2 separate regions of the Homo sapiens genome follow, and region 2 is linked to region 1. A link is a loop called in an ENCODE intact Hi-C map of the cell type or tissue named here. Cell type or tissue: gastrocnemius medialis. All regions are shown on one strand. Links, peaks and the distances in the headings refer to the core of each region. The heading gives the core; the rest is flanking DNA. Region 1 has its middle 150 kb from the start of TENT5C. Region 2 overlaps TENT5C (terminal nucleotidyltransferase 5C).

Region 1 (2,915 bases), core at 170-2,669:
ATAGACCAGGAAAATATCATCTATGTCCTTCTTTCTGTCTAGGCAGCATATAGACTATTCCCACAACATCTCTCCTGTTTTCGCCTCACTTTATTATCAAATAAATATTCTATCCCTGTGTCAGTCGGTGCCCCCCCCTCCCCACCCCCTGCCCCAGGCCACTTTTCATAGGGCTGTCCTGGGGAGTGATGTTTCTGTATCCACATAGCTCTTCTCTGCCTTTTTTATTTTTCTACATGAACTGGAGAATTGGTAACTAACAGACTTTAGAGGTCAACTCTGTCATTTCATTAATGAGAAAGCATAGCCCGTACAGGTAAAATGATTTGCCTAATATGAGTAATATTAACAACTAACATTTATTATATGCTTTCTGTGCTACATACTTTACATGTATTACCTTATTTAATCTACGTGACAACCCAATAGGGAAGTATTACTAGTATTCCTATTTCACAGACGAGGAAAATTAAGCTTGGAGAAATGAATTAATGTGCCCAAAGTCACACATCAAGTGAGAAGTAAATCAAGGATTCCAACTGAGGCAGTTTGACTCAAGAGCCATTTCATTTAACCACCAAGCTCTGCTGCCTAATACCAGAAAAAAAGCTACTTATTTTTCCATTGACTTAAAATATATTTTATCTTCATCTCTGATTGTTCTTCATTTGGCAATAGCTAGAGAATGCTGGCCAAATTGTTAATGGGCTTAATGGTCCACAAACAAGCTCTGCAATGTATAAGAGAGAACCTATTTCAGATGTTAAGAATTTTTATGTAATTCAAATTATCTGCAATGTGAGCATAGGCTTTCATATATCAACGTTCTTAGAATAAGAGCCACCTGTTTTAGAAAGGAGCAGTCCAGAAGATAGGAAGCACTATTTGTAATTAAAGTGGAAAATTCGCCATGGCTGTGAAGTTAAATTCAAAAGGGGCTGATTAAGAAAAGTAAAGAGAGTACTATTAGTCCTTTTAGTGCAAACTCTTTGTTTGCCCAAGCCAAACAGTTGCCATTTCTGAACAGAAATAAAACACCTGTTGCTTCAGAAAGGAAAATTTCAGACCTGGCTTTTTAGAGCTATTGCTGATAAGAGCTGACCATGAAAACCTTCCAAAAATGGACATCTGGGGCCAAAAGTTTATCTTCCCCTCTGTTTATTTTTCTTTATCTGTCCATGTACCTTAGCTGGAAATGTGGCTTGCAACTCTAGTCCAGGACTCACTCCCCTCTTCACTTCTGGAAGGGGCACTGGTTTCGGTGCAGCTGCTCTAGACAAACAGTGAGGCTCCCACTGGCATGATGAGCTCTGGCTCTAGGGGAACACAGAGAGAGGCTCTTCTGGTTTCTCCCCTCCTATGGTCTATCCAAGGGCCCTGACCGTTGGATTCTGTGGACTCTCCTCTATCCTTAGTGGACAGTGATTACTTAGAGAAAAACCATTTGCACAAACCAGTTAATGCCCAGCCTCAGCCCCGGTGCTGCTAGCCAGCTGACTCTATCCTCTTAAAGAGACACATTGACCATTTTCTCCTGCCATCAAGAGTAGGGATATTGGGGAATGTGTTCCTTCCTCGAGAGCAAACCACTTGAGGTACAAATCTGATTTTATCACTCTCTTGCCCATAGATGGCGCCCCATCACCTGTAGCTCTCCCGACTCCAGTGGATTTTGATTAATTGAGCCAGGAGTCCGCTCAGGAATTCGCATTTTTAACAAGCTTCCTAGGCGACCAACTGTCCCAGTGTACCTGGGACTGAGGTGTTTTCCAGGACTTGGGGCTTTCAGTGCTAAAACTGGAGAAGTCCTGGGCCAAATGGAATGAGTTGGTTAGCTTGTTTCTGGATAATTGTGATTTACAGCAGGAGTCTGCAGACTACAGCCCACGGGCCAATCCAGCTCTACACCTGTTTTTGTAAATAAAGTTTTACTGGAATGTAGACATGTTCACTGATTTACATATCTGCTATGGTTACTTTCGTGCTATAGTAGCAGAGTTGAGTAGTTGCGACAGAGAGGATATGACTCAAGAAACCTAAAATATGTATTATTTGCCCCTTTACAGAAAACATTTGCTGACTCCAACAATCTAATCCCTTCATCGTGAGTGGGCTGCCTTCCTCTCCAGCCTCATCTCCACTCTTCCCTTCTTCACTCTGATGGCACGAGGCATACTAATCTATTTATAGTTCCAGAAAAGTGCCAAATGCTCTTCCTTATACATGTTTCTTTTATCACATGCTGTTCCCTGTACCTGGAATGCTTTCCTCCCCACTGTGCTTGACTAATTCCTTCTGGTCCAACAGGACACAACTCAGGCAGACCCTTCTCCAGGAATTCTTCCCTGTCTCTGTCCCCACCCCCAGCCAGGTTCACTCGCACATGAAGCCTCCGGCACACATCTCAATCATTGCACTCACCACACTGTGCCAAAAGTGATTGCTTGCTTATTTGTTTCTCTATGAGATCCTTCAGGAAAAACACTGTGGCATATTCACTTTTATGACTCCATTCCTTAGCTTTACTCCTAGCATGGAAGAAACCCAGGAAATGTTTGTTGAATTGTGAGCCTATAAAATAGGAATAAGAATTTTCCCCTAGACACTTATCTGTTTGCATATCTTAGCTAGAAACTTAGGTTGTGGCTCCTGCCCGGAACTCACACCCTCTTCTCTTCTGGAAGGGGCACTGGTTTAGGTGCGGCTTCTCGAGACAGTGAGGTCCCCCTCATCCTGCTGGGCCCTGGTCTTGGGGTGGAGGCACATGTGGATAATATACTATTCCCTCCAGTGTGGAAATATACGGTAGCTATTGACTAGGAGTGGTGGCTTTTGTGAGTATACTTTTCTGGTCACAATAAGAATTGGAAGAACTGGGAGTTGGAAAGATTTTTTTTTTTCTGAGAATAATTTTT
Region 2 (2,915 bases), core at 143-2,642, 130 kb after region 1:
TAAAATTGGTACAAGAGAAGAGATTATCAGCACAACTTTCATGTAACTGCTGAGAATCCCAAGTGAGGGCCAACACAGCCTACCCGGGCTCAAGTGAGAAAACAAGTAGCTTAGCACTTCTCACGCGCTGCCCAAATTCTCCCAATCTCGATTACTGCACAGAGCTCAACCCCCACGTGCTAATGTTTGGGACATGACATGTTAGTGTCTATCTTGGAAAGATGTGGATAGGTCATGCTTCCTGTAGCGTTTTCCAACGTGGCACTGTAATACGGGTCCTTTGAGGGTTGGCTCATGATACACTGTAGACCCATTCCAATGGGTACACAAAGGAAAAAAAAAAAAAAAAGCAGAATCAGAGCTGAGTTCCCCTTTAAAAGCCAAATGCCTACATCTAGAAGGAGGCTCCCCTACCTGAGAGCCCTAGCCCTATTGGGGTTCCCACTGTGGAAACCCTCAGGTCTCAAGGTTAGTTACAGGGCAGCCAGGTAGGGTAAGGCTGGCTGTAGGTGACTGGAGGATGGGCAACGTAGTAGTTGCTGAAGTTGCCATCACTGACGTAAGGGGCCGGCTGGTAGTAACAGGTGACGTTGGTGGCACTGGGGATGATGTTTTGTTCCGCCAGCACACGCAAGGCCAGGAGGGAGATGAGGTTCAGAGTCTGCCTGCGTTCATGCCCCATGAGACACACGGTGCTCTCGTTCACCACCCTGCGAAGGATCATGAGGTAGTCGTACTTGCTTCTCTCTTCTTCAGCGAAGTGGTTTTGAAGGTAAGTCTCCAACTTCCTCTGCTGTTCAAGGATGTCCGGGAAGTCGATGAAGAACCTGGAGCACATGTAGCGCTCTAGAGTTTTGATTTCTTCCTGGTCTGTGGGCCTGAAGTCCCGCACAAGAAGGTTGCTGTACTTGAGAAGTCCCCCGCCTCTGATTTCTTCTGGGTTCTTGGTGGCGATCAGTCTGTTCTGCAGATGGTCAAAAGCTTCCTCAAAGTCCCCGTACATGCTCTCCCCAATCACGGTGGGGTGGAAGTGCTCAGAGATGGGATTATTGGAACAGTCATAGAAGAAAAGCAAAGAATCCAGGATGATTTGGAAAGAGTCCACACTGAACTCAAACTGACGCCGAATGGAGTCGACAAACTTCAGCTCCACGTTCTTCCCGTTCTTGTTGGAGAGGGAGATCAGGCTCCAGCGGTCAGTGTCCGTGCAAACCTTCACTAGCTTCTGCACATATGCCTCCTTCAGAGTGACTGGACTGATTTTGAGCTTGTTCACACCCTCTGGCAGGAAGTTCAGAAGGGAACACAGAACCACATCTCTAACCAGCTGAAATTCTGCCTCTGTTGGAAGAGCCACATGGAAGATTAGGTCCAGGTCTTTGCAGCCCAAGCCATTGTCTTTGACCAAAACGTGGCCAGCTGCGGAGCCATTCAGCCGGACGTCGTGCACTTTGATGCCTGCCTCCTCCAGCCGACTGCGGACGGTCTGGACGATGTCCTTCAGAGTTATCTCCAAGGTTGGAAAGTTGCCTCGTCCGTGGATAGGTACAACTTCAGTGAGGACCTCATGCAGCCGGCTAACCTGATCCCAGTTGAGCACGCTGAAGGACATGCAATCCCTGGTACAGCTGCTCTCCTCTGCCATCTTCAGGGGATGTTCTGGCTGGGGAAACTGAAAGTGAGGGGTGAGAAGCAGAGTTAGGATTCACTTCTACATGGCAAAGCAGCTCGAGGAACTCACACTGTTTAATCTCTGAACATCTTCCTGTAAAATGGTGATAAATAGCACTTACTGCTCAGTGTTGCCATGAGGACTCAATGAGTTAAATATGTAAAAAACAGTGACACTGCAGAGAAGGACAAAAACACACAAACTCATTCTCTATTACTTTAGATTATTTCATAGTTTTGTTTTGTTTTTTCTGGGTAAGGGTGGAGTGTGCTGAAACGGAGTGTGTTTCAAATGTTCTGAAAACAGAATGTGAGCAAACCATATAGGACCGCAGTAGAATTAGTTACTCCTCCAGCTTTCTGGCTCCCTAACCACATCTCGACCTGGTTGACACCTAGGCTGAAGGTGTCTTATAGTGAAAAAGAGAATGTCTACATTCGTCTAGGCTACAACATTCATACACAGAATATACAACACACACAGACACAGACACACACACACACACACACACACACACACACACACGACTTCCTTCACTCCACAAGTAGATGGATTCTCAACTTTGGGCTACAATCTCACCAATAAGTGGGAATCCATCCCCTTCTACTAGAATAAAGTATATTCCCTTAGCAAAATTCCCATGTTCCTTTCATTTATAGGAGAAGTCTATCCTAACAAGTACTTGTCATCTAGGGTAGAACCAAGGAGTGGTTTTTATGACAAAATTTCGAGTCAACAAAAAGTTAGGTCACCTATGTAGTGGAACCACTCTTCCTAGCAAGGATGCCCAACACAGGACATGGCCAACTTCCCCCGGGCAGTGTGCGCCTTCAAGTGTACTTGGAAAACAATAGTACCTTAAAGCTACCCGAGGAGAATAAAGTTGGCAATGAGTACTAGGAGAAAAACACCACTTCATCTGCTAGGACCACAAAGTTTCCCAAGTAATTTTCAGCTATGTTATACTTACCAAAAAATAAAACACAATGGATCCCTGGAAATCCTAATATATAAAAACAAATACTCATATATTAAAATGTCAAGGTGCCTGTAGAGCCACGAGTCGAATATTTGCTAGATGGATGTAAAACCCAGAACAAAGTGTCAAGGCGCTGTCCTCAGATTTCACTGTAAACAGTTTTCCCACCCCCTCCGCCTTTCTGACTTGCTAGACCCACATAAAACCCATCCCAATGACTTCTGCAGTTTCATTGTTTGGAAGCTGCTGTGTTTGAATACACAT

The links. Peaks named below come from ENCODE experiments on the same cell type or tissue, not always from the same donor. Only the 100,000 strongest peaks of a DNase experiment are listed, where the experiment ranks them.
Region 2: it touches region 1 in a loop (6-fold over the local background); 8 of 110 quality-filtered maps call a loop at or near these places.

What each region holds. Positions count from the first base shown.
Region 1 is chr1:117,752,987-117,755,901 of GRCh38, reverse strand. No RefSeq gene overlaps it. Among named protein-coding and RNA genes, the nearest start is that of TENT5C, 150 kb to the right of the region's middle. In gastrocnemius medialis, for the core only: a CTCF peak has its summit at 1,636 (motif pointing right); a DNase peak (open chromatin) is centred at 1,646; H3K4me3 peaks cover 371 bases; H3K27ac peaks cover 904 bases.
Region 2 is chr1:117,621,599-117,624,513 of GRCh38, reverse strand. It overlaps TENT5C (terminal nucleotidyltransferase 5C), which reads right to left. Exons shown (of 2, transcript NM_017709.4): 2 at 1-1,672. The coding sequence starts at 1,645. The coding sequence ends at 470. Among named protein-coding and RNA genes, the nearest start is that of TENT5C, 17 kb to the right of the region's middle. In gastrocnemius medialis, for the core only: a CTCF peak has its summit at 1,648 (motif pointing left); a DNase peak (open chromatin) is centred at 1,583; H3K27ac peaks cover 2,273 bases.